Linked DNA regions of Homo sapiens: region 2 is linked to region 1. Evidence: chromatin contacts called from ENCODE Hi-C or POLR2A ChIA-PET data. All regions are on one chromosome and are shown on one strand. Each heading gives the region's core, a stretch centred on a gene start or an enhancer-like site at or near the end of the contact. The rest is flanking DNA. Distances are from core to core; before and after follow the strand shown.

The links. Hi-C counts contacts between places; a loop is a spot of excess contacts on that map. ChIA-PET counts read pairs that join two places held with the same protein, here RNA polymerase II (POLR2A). Pooled maps may share reads with other maps.
Region 2: a loop to region 1 is called in a pooled map, with 2.1 times the contacts of the local background. The contact joins the enhancer-like site here to the promoter of ERFL in region 1. A Hi-C loop is called at or near these places in 3 of 50 pooled maps. POLR2A ChIA-PET finds 5 or more read pairs at or near these places in 3 of 52 experiments (BJ, WTC11 and activated B cell).

Annotation. Positions count from the first base shown.
Region 1 is chr19:41,926,473-41,931,930 of GRCh38, forward strand. It overlaps ERFL (ETS repressor factor like), which reads right to left and starts at 1,977. Exons shown (of 6, transcript NM_001365103.2): 1 at 1,568-1,977. It also overlaps a transcript of ARHGEF1 not described here. RefSeq lists a silencer at 1,923-2,102 and enhancers at 2,374-2,874, 4,739-5,270.
Region 2 is chr19:42,023,063-42,027,825 of GRCh38, forward strand. All of the region lies in intron 12 of GRIK5 (glutamate ionotropic receptor kainate type subunit 5), which reads right to left. Among named protein-coding and RNA genes, the nearest start is that of ATP1A3, 31 kb to the left of the region's middle. Within about 2 kb of position 1,666, at least 6 of the 41 ENCODE cell types and tissues checked have a DNase peak (open chromatin) inside an H3K27ac peak, as active enhancers do.

The DNA of each region.
Region 1 (5,458 bases), core at 727-3,226:
CAGGTGGGTGCAGTGTGACTCTGCCAGATGGTCTGCCACCTCGATTTCTCTCGCTCCCCTGTCCTCCCCTCCCTGGGGAGCCAGTTCTGGCTCTCGGGTCCCTCCCGTGGCTCTGGCCCTGGGTGGGGCACAGAGTTAGCTCTGGGCTAGGCGAGGCCTGGCCTGCTGGCCTGCCGGGCAGCCAGGGCCCCTGAGGCTGCTTGGCGATGCGGAGCGCGTCTGGGCCGCGGCGGCCGGCCGGGAGGGGGGAGCGGGCGGGGGGGCCGTTTAGCCGTGATAGATCCGCGCGCCGCTTGTCTCTTAATCTCCAGAGCGACCGATCGATTCGCTATTTCCCTTTGTTGCCAGAAAATTCGATCCTGGGCCTGGAATTAGGTCCCCGGCTTAATCTGAGCGGAAACCAGCGAGGGGGAGACAGAGACAGAGATGCTGGGAGAGACAGAGACAGAGAGACAGTAAGAGACAGAAAGAGGCAGAGAGAGAGAGATAGAAAGAGATGCCGAGAAAGGAAGAGAGAGAGATAGATGCCGAGAAAGGAAGAGACACAGGGAGAGATAAGCACAGAGATTTAGAGAGAGATAGTCTTAAGAGTTGGACCCAAAAAGGAAGAGAGAGATGCTGTGAGAGACAGAGATAGAGAGACAGATCCTGGGAGAGTTAGAGGTGGACACAGAGATGCTGTGAGAGACAGAGACAGAGAGACAGTGAGGAGAGACCCAGCCAGGGGAGAGATAACAGAAGTGGCCCAGCAGGGCCCTGCGACAGTGGTGGAATGATAGAAAGGGTGTCCCAGAGGGCCCCGGCCCCACGAAGGTCAGGGCCAGGCCTGTACTCCTTGCCCCGAAGTGTGCAGACCCCAGAATTGGCCCAAATGTCCTTCCCACAGACCCTGTGACCCCTCATACCAAATATCCAGACCCCAGATATCCAGATCCAAATTCGCAGACCCTTAGCTTTGAACTCCAACTCCAAATCCAGACTTCTGGCCCCCTCAAGTCCAAACTCCTATGCTGATCCCCAGTCCCAGATATCCACACCCCCAGTCCTGACTCCCAGCCCCAGTCAGCTCCCAACCTCAGATATCTAGATCTTCCGCCCCAAGTGTCCAGTCTCTTGGCTTTGAGCCCCTAGGTCCCAAATATGCAAGCCCTCAGCCCTGACCTCTAAACCCCACTCAGAATCTAGCCCCAAATATCCAGACTCCTCAGCCCCAAACATCCAAATCCACCTTCAGGTCGGCCACCAACCCCCGTTCCCAGATTTTCAGTCCAGTCTCTTGCAGACCCCATCTCCGTGGCTCTCACTCGCTCTCCCTCCCCGCCCCCAAATCTCGCACCCCTGTCCCGAGGCCGCACCTCTAGCGCTACCCGCCTCCCACCTTCCCAGAGTTGGGCGCTGCCCCACCTGCCCCTTACAGCCGGGGCGGATGACCCCATCCGCCTACCCCTCCACCGGCTCGGAGGCCCAGCTTCTCAGGCCTCCCGGGACCACCCCCGCGCCCGCCCCCTCCTGGGGCGGGAATCCCCGCCCCCTCCCCGCCCCTGCGCCGGCCGCGGCGCTCACTCACTTTCTGGGCTTTTCGCATCCGCTCCGGTCCGGGGAGAAGTGTTTAAAGTTCGGATCCCGCAGCCATGGCCCCCGCGGCGTCCTGGGGAGGGGGCACCGGGGCGAGGGGCGGGGTGGGGGGAGATGCCCGGAGCCCCGGGGAGGCAGAGACCCAGAGGACGAGGAGAGGGAGTCTCTGAGACGCCGGGACAGGAGAGACTCAGAGACGGAGAGACAGCCAAGGAGACAGAGACGGGGAGACGAGCAGAGACGGGGAGATGCAGAGAGGGAGAGAGACAGCGAGATAGACGCGCAAAGAGAGCAGAGACGGGGAGAGCTGAGGACGGAGCTCCGGGCTGGAGCTCAGCACAGCGAGCGCGGGCGGGCGCGCGCCGGGGACAGCCTGGCCGGCTGGGGGCGCGGGGCGGCCCTGCCTCCTGCGCCTTCTCCTCTTCCTCCTCTTCCTCCTGCTCCTCCTCCTCCTCGTTCTCCTCCTCCTCCCTCCACTCCTCTGCGCGCCGCGCGCCTCCCGCCCTCGCGGCCGCCCGGCCGGGCTCGGCTCGCAGATATATGGAGGCGGCGGCGGCGGCGCGGGGGAGGGGGCGGGGGCGCGATCGATGGAATATAATTTTCCTCAAACTCGGAAAATAAAGTTCAGAGCTGATCAAATTTGAAAACAGATGTCGAATCGCGACTCTAAATAAGGTTCGATCCCGGGACTGAGGGAGTGGGGGTGGGGCGGGGGTGGGTGGAGAGGTGGAGAGACCCCCCTCCTCTCCCCTTCCCTTCTCCTCCGCCCCGCTCCTCCCTAAGTGGACGCGCGGACAAACGGACAGGCGCGAGGTGGAGGTGGCGACGATGCGTCCAGGACCCCTGCTGGACACGCAAGCCTGGACCGGGACTGGAACACGGACCCGCACACACGCAGCCTGGATAGGAGATACACGGACAGAGGGACATATGGATACAGTAAGACAGTGCAAACACACACTCAGGGACACACAACCCTACAGAGAGACAGACACAGACACACACACACAGACCTGCCATCTATACACGCAGCACACACATGCGGACCGTAATACAGGAAGTGGAAACACAACCGGTACACGGAGACATTCAGGCACACACAGAGAAACATATGCACAAACACAGCCTGCACACCACACCTTCCCCAACCCACAGCCACTCCCTGATCCACTGACCCACAAACTGGACACAAAGACAACCAGATGCACACACAGCCACACTCCACTCCCAACACACAGCCTGGACACACAAGCCCTCACTAACACATAGGCAGAACCCAGGGCTGGCACACTGACACTCCCCTTCACACTCCCACAAGGTCACAGGCACACACACGCACACCTACAGTGACAGGAAAGGGCCCTGCCCAGCCAGATCTGCTCCCATTGAAATAACAAGTCAATATCGACCAGCCTCAGGGCGGGTCAGACCCACAGTTCAGCTCCCGGCCGGCCGGACCTCCTGGCCCAACCTGACCCTCACCCTCACTGTCTACCCTCCTATTCCCTCCCTTGCCCCTTGCCCCTCGCCCCTTGCCCCTCACCCTGCCCTCTCTCCCGCTTCCACTCCCCAACCCACCACCCCCGACTTTTCTCTCCCATTCCCAGGTCAGGCTCCGCCCCGCCAAGTCCCACACCACCTTCTCTGGGGAAAGGCAGCTCTCACCTGGGCAGCCCCTGGAGGCTTCTACCCCTAGAGGGGAAAATAGGTCTCACGGCAAGACAGCAGTCCCCAGGTGGATATTCAGGGGCCAGGACAGCTCTGTCGGATCTCACCAACCCCACCAGCGCCCAGGTGCTGAGACCGAGGTGCTGAGAGGCTAGAAGAGAACTTCAGCCCTGCCTGACAGAGAAGGTTCAGCCTCACTCCCGCTCACCACTCACTCAGGCAAGTCGCTAAACATCCCCGAGCCTCAAGTTTCCTCATCTGCAAAATGGGACAATAATGACCTCCCTCCTAGAGTGGTTGGGAAGGTTAAACCGCAGGGCGCATGGAGCACAGCTGGTACTGCACCAAGTACCAAGTAAACACGCATTTGCTGTGAGCTTGCTGCTTCCGAATAATCTCATTAAAAATATTAAGAATTTTGCCAGATAACAAGAATTCCTTCACTTGTCTGTACCTTCACTTGTCTGAAAGGGAACATTCTTTCAAGGAGCCAACAGGCTTCACTGGGCTCCATTTACGACCCTTTCCCCCAGAGCCATGGTTCTCTGGGTGTCCATAACAGCCCCGGGACTGTCCACAGCCTACTTGAACACAGGTCACCAGCTACAGTGTTTGTGCATATGTTTCTGTGCGTGTGCCTGAATGTCTCCATGTACGGGTCGTGTGTTCCCACTTCCTGTATTACGGTATGCACGTGTGTGCTGCGTGTGTAGATGGCAGGTCTGTGTATGTGTATCTGTGTCTATCTCTGAGTTTATCTGTAACACCCAGCACACTACAGAGAGCATTCCCCCTCTACACCCAGCACACTACAGAGCCCCCTCTTGGCTCTGAAAGCCAAGGAGGAGGTTCCGGAACACCCTCTGGAAGGCAGGACTCCTCCCACACAGGACACCCTTTGGGAGAAAGGTGACACCCTCTGGGTAGATATGACTCCTTGGCTACACCCTTCAAGAGAGCTGGGACACCATTAAGGCTTCAAGTACACCAACTGGAATGCATTTCATGACCATTAAACCCCTGTGAAGAGGGACAGAACACCTTCTAAGCAGAAAGAGCTCAATTGACTGTAGATAACACCCTTCAGTAAGATAGGACATCCTCTGGAGAGATACAGTTTATCACACCATACACGACACCCTACTGGAAAATAGAACATCTTTGGAATGTGAGGGACAGACACCCTTAAGATAGCAAAGACCATCAGTCAATAGGGCTTTAAGACTTTATCTCTAAACCACGCCCCTCTGGGAGACAGGAAAACGTCCCCAGGTGTCAGAAACACCTGGACTGTAATGTTAACACCTTTGAGGGTCTTGCAATGCCCAATCAGAGGGTGGGGAGGACCCCCCAAGGAGAGCTCTGATGCTCTTGGGGCTGGGGTTGGGGGGGCCAGGACCCATTGCCTTGTGCATCCCACACACCGGTAGGAATGGGAACAGCACCCGTCTGACTGTTTAGAACACCCTCAGCACCCCCCACCCCCAGAAGACACCGTCTTGATTTCTGGAACACCTCTGGGGGCTGTGCATTTTGGAGTAATTTATGCTCCCTCTCTGAGTCCTAGGGTTCGGGAGGATTTGTGAAAAGGAGACCAGAGCGTGCAGCGCTGTGTAAGGCACATAGTAGGTGCTCAGTGAAAGAGACCCCTCACTGCACAGCACGCCCGCGGCCGGCAGGGGCACACGTTCCCTCGTTAGCAGTGTTGCCAACTCTGCCTACTTGGCTGAAGGAAGCGTCTCACAGGAGGGGGATCGTTAAGCTGTACTTAACATCCCCAGGGAGGCTGCAGCAGCAGAAGACTGTAGTTAATACCCCACTGAGAGAGGACGCCCTCAGGGTGTTTAATGCCCCCTAGGAGAGAGGGAGACAGAGAGAGGGAGCAGGAGAATACCCTCACCAGCCTCTAACACCCAGTGGACTGAATTTATTACCCGTGAAGGAGAGAGCATACCTCTGGGGTCTGTAATATCCTCTAGACTCTTGAAACCCCCAAGAGCAAGAGGACCCCTCCGTGAGGGCTATCGGCTCTCTCGAGATTGCTTTTAACAAAGATGCCTCCTGGTGCAGCTGAAACCACTAAAGGTGACAGAGGGTGAAACCAGGAGCCCCCCACCCCAAGATTCCATCTCCTTAACTCTCTCCCCACCACTGCAGCCCTCCTGGAACCACAGGAACAAAAGGGAAGGTGGGGGTGGTGTGGGTAGGGGAGGTT
Region 2 (4,763 bases), core at 416-2,915, 96 kb after region 1:
TAGAGAGAGGTGGCACAGGCTGAAAACAAAATCCACGGTCAAAGAGAGAGCAGACAGGCCCACTGTGAAATCCAGGGTCGGGGAGAAAGGACACAGACCCCAAAGATGACCCCAAGCAGAGAGGGAGATGGCGCAGGCTAAACAGCTAAAGCCGGGTACGGGAGAGATGGCACCAGCCTCGATAAAACCGAGGAGCAGAGTGAGACAGCACAGCCCTGAAGCATCATCCAGAGGCGGCAGTGTGGCAGGGGCCCAGAATGTGGATTCGGAGAATCTCTCTGGGAATTCCTGGGTGTTGAGCATAGGGAGCTTCCATCCCCTTTGTTGTACACTTGCCACTTTTATGACTAATACGTGAATTGTCGTGGAAATCATCACAGCTAATATAGGACTCCAATTATTTTAAGCACCCACTGGGGGTCTGTCCTAGCAAGGCCCTGCATGGTGGCCACATCCTCATTTCAGAGAGGAGGAAGCAATGGCCTTTCAGGTGGGCTCCAGTCCTGGGGCCAGGAGCTCAAGACCCCACTTCCTCCTGAAAGCCTAAGGGCCCCCATCCTTTGTTCCCACACTGGCCTTCTCCTCACTCATTCCTGGGGCCATGCCTCGGGCCAGACACCTGCCTCTTGCTGGGCTGGGCAAGGACAGGGGCTCTGCTCCCGAAACACTCCTCAGATCTGTCCATTTCTCTACAACTCCACCACCCGGGCCTGGGCCACTGGTATCTCACTCCTGACTACAGCACTGGCCGCCTCATCGGCGCCCCCTGCCGCCACTCATAACCTCCCAGTCCATTCCTCACATATAAGCCAAGAGGACAGTCTCCTGTTTAAAACCTGCCATGGCTTCCCCCAGCACTTAAGACAAAACCTTCTCATGGCCAAGAGGCCCTGGCGACCTAGGGCTCAGCTGCCCTGCCAGCCTCCCCTCATATCTTCTGTCTTGCCAGCTGTGCTCCAGCCATGATGGCCCGTTCTTTCCTCAATGCAGCAGGCTCATGCCCGCCTCAGAGCCTTTGCACATGCTCTCCCCCAAGCTCTTCTTCCCCGTTCCAGGCTCCCATCACACCCACCCCTTCAGCCCTCCCCAAAGCAGCCTCCAGACCCCACCTCACTCCCACTCTAGGGTCTCTCTCACATTCCCCATTGGCCCTTTTTTTTTTTTTTTTGAGATGGAGTCTCACTCTGTCACCCAGGCTGGAGTGCACTGGTGCAATCTCAGGTCACTGCAACTTCTGCCTCCTGGGTTCAAGCAATTCTCCTGCCTCAGCCTCCCGAGTAGCTGGGATTACAGGGGCATGCCACCATGCCCGGCTGATTTTTGTATTTTTTGTAGAGACGGGGTTTCACCATATTGGTTAGGCTGGTCTTGAACTCCTGACCTCAGGTGACCTGCCCACCTCAGCCTCCCAAAGTGTTGGGATTACAGGCGTGAGCCACCGCGCCTGGCCTCATTGTCCTGTTCTTAGCACGACTGGAGATGGCCTTACTCAGGTGCTTGGTAATAGGCTGTCTTCACTCCATACAGGTTCCTTGCCTGTCTGGCTCAGTGAGGCAGCCCAGAGCCCGCAGAGAGCAGGTTCCCAACAGATCCTGCTCGGGTTTGACCGAGTACAGCCTCTCTGACTGGCATTCCAGGCAGCCGACGGCTCCCCCACCGCATTCCTGGGCCACTCGCCACCCCTCTCTCTCGTGCCAGCTTCTTTCTGGCTACGCCTGAGGCGCCTGTCCACTCTGTAGAGCTGGATCCCATCCATCCCTCCAGGGCTCCTCACACCTTCACTCCTCTGGGAAGCCATTCATGGACCCCCACTCCCTGGACACCACTTGATCTCAACAACTTGCTCAATTTGGAAAATATCTGTCTCTTCTCTGCCTCTGCTGCTAAACCACAGGCGTTTCAGAAGCAAGGCCAGCTGGACATGTCATGTGTTTCTGGCACTGCTCAGGGGCCAGCTTAGAGCAGGATCTGCTGTGTCTCATGTCCCATCCTCCTCCGCTGAAACCCAGGAATGTTGCTGCTTCCTCTGGGGCCCTCCCAGATGCAGAGACCTCTTCTTCCCTGGTGCCACAATGAAACCTCACGCAGTCAGACGCTTGCATGCACACAGCACTTACCCCATGCAGCCACTGTCCCAGGGTTTTCCCCAGAGTAGACTGGTCCCCAGAGCAACCCAATGCAGAGGGACCTCCATTTCTACCATTCTACGCATGAGGAAACTGAGGCACAGAGACTAAGCCTCTTGCCACAGTTGACCCTTGGATTCGGAACCACTCCCCTCCTAGGGGCTTTATCTGCCTGCTGCCCTGGTCGCTCCATGGCTGGGGGTGTCTGAGGTCTGGCCCAGGTGAGTGACTCCTCCCTGGATCCCAGGGAGTTCAAGAAATGAGGGCTGACTGATGGGAGGAGTCAGTGAGTCCTTGAACCTCTGGCCAATATGGCGGCGGCAGCAGCCTCCACCTCTCCCTGACACTGCTCCACATCCAGTCTTCCAGCCAGCACCATCCCAGACAGAAACATGGGGGTTGTCCTGTACACAGCCTCTCCCTCACCCCTCACTGCATCCATCCTCAAGCCTCCTGATTTTGACCCCTAAACACCTCCGGAACGGAGTCACTGCCCTCTGCCTCCACTGCCCACACCCGCCCAGGCCACCATCTCTGACTGAATAGCTGGTCTCTGCCTCCCAGGACACACAGCCTGCAGCCCCAGAGATACCAACATATGACAGTCTGGTCACAGTATTTTCCTGCTTAGATTCTGCAACGGGCTGGGCACAGTGGCTTATGCCTGTTAACCCAGCACTTTGAGAGGCCGTCAGGAGGATTGCTTGAGCCAAAAGTTCAAGATCAGCCAGGGTAATGTAGCAAGACCCCATCTCTACTAAAACTAAAAATAAATAAATAAATTCTGCAATGACTCTGCTTGTTTGTATTTTTCTTTTTAGAGACAGTGTCTTGCTTTGTTAACTAGGCTGGAACACAGTGGTGCAATCATAAGTCACTGCAGCCTTGAACTCCTCAAGTGATCCTCCCACCTCAGCCTCCTGAGTAGCTGGGACCACAGGTGCGAGCCACTACGCCTGACTAATTTTGTTTATTTCTTAGAAAGACCAGGGTCTGGCTATGTTCCCCAGGCTGGTCTCGAACTGCTGGGCTCAAGTGATCCTCCTGCCTCAGCCTCCCAAAGTGCTTGGATTACAGGCATGAGACACAGCGCCTTGTTCTTTTTATTATTATTATTATTTTTTAGACCAAGTCTTGCTCTGTAGCTCAACCTCTGCCTCCTGGGTTTCAGCAATTCTCCTGCCTCAGTCTCCCGAGTAGCTGGGACTACAGGCAGATGCCACCACACCTGTCTAATATTTTTTTAGTAGAGATGGGGTTTCACCACGTTGGCCAGGTTAATCTCGAACTCCTGACCTCAGGTAATCCGCCTGCCTCAGCCTCCCAAAGTGCTGGGATTACAGGCATGAGCCACCGCACCCGGCCCTATTTATTATTATTATTATTATCATTATTTTTGGAGACGGAGTCTCACTTGTCACCCAGGCTGGAGTGCAGTGGTGCAATCATGGCTCAGTGCAACCTCCACCTCCCGGGCTCAAGCAATTATCCTGCCTCAGCCTCCCGAGTAGCTGGGATTACAGGTGAATGCCACCATGCCCAGCTAATTTTTGTATTTTAGTAGAGAAGGGGTTTCGCCATGTTGCCCAGGCTGGTCTTGAACTCCTGACCTCAGGTGATCCACCTGCCTCAGCCTCCCAAAGTGCTGGGATTACAGACATGAGCCACTGCACCCAGCCACCTTGTTCTTAAACTGTCATCCAAATGCCTCACCCGACCCAATGAGGCCCTAACTACACCTATCACCTCAATAAGACTATGTGCCATGCCTGTTCCCCTTATGAGACTCTGTCTTACACCTGGCCCCAAAACGTCCCGCACCATCCAACCCCCACAGCCTCATCCCCTACCATCTTGCCCTGTGTCCCACATTGCAGCCACACTGCCCTTTCCATTTGTTCATTCTTTCATTTATTTACCTGCCTGACAAATATTTGTATAGCGCCCTCCACTAGCCCAGCACAATTCTAGCTTTGGGGATACGGCGGTGAATAGAAACATACAACGTCAGGTAGTGACAAGTGCTGTGATGAAAAATCAAGCAGGCAGCAAGAGAGAGACTCGAGGGAGATGCTGTTTTGGATCTGCTCCCCACTGTTGCAAGGGGGGTCTTATTTGAATAGCAACATGAAGGAAGTACAGAAAAGGCAGGAGAAGACCTAGGGGGAAGGTTCCAGGCTGAGTGATCAGCGGGTTCAGTCCCTAAGGTGGGAAGAGACTTGCAGCATCCAGCAAGGCTGGAGCAGAATAGGAGGGCCTGGGAAGGCAGCAGAGTGGGGCCAAGAGCCTGGCAGGGCCTTGCGGGCCACAGTAAGGTAACTGGATTCTGCACCTTGGGCAATGGAGGACATTGCATGAGGATGTCATATAGGAAGGTGTGAACAGAGGGTGACATTATCAGACCACAGGCACAAGAGTGGATGTGGGAACCAGGGAGCCAACTGCAGATGCCCATCACAGTGCTGGGGGCAGGACTGAGTGGCAGCACTGGTGGTGGAGAGAGACAGTGAGATTTGGGTCTCATCTGAAGGTGTGATGGAAGGATCCTAAATGCTGCAAGTTCTTCCTAGGCTCCTCCCAGAGCCTTTGGAGCCCCCTTCCCTCCTCCTACTCACTTTTCATTTCTAAAAGAAAGGC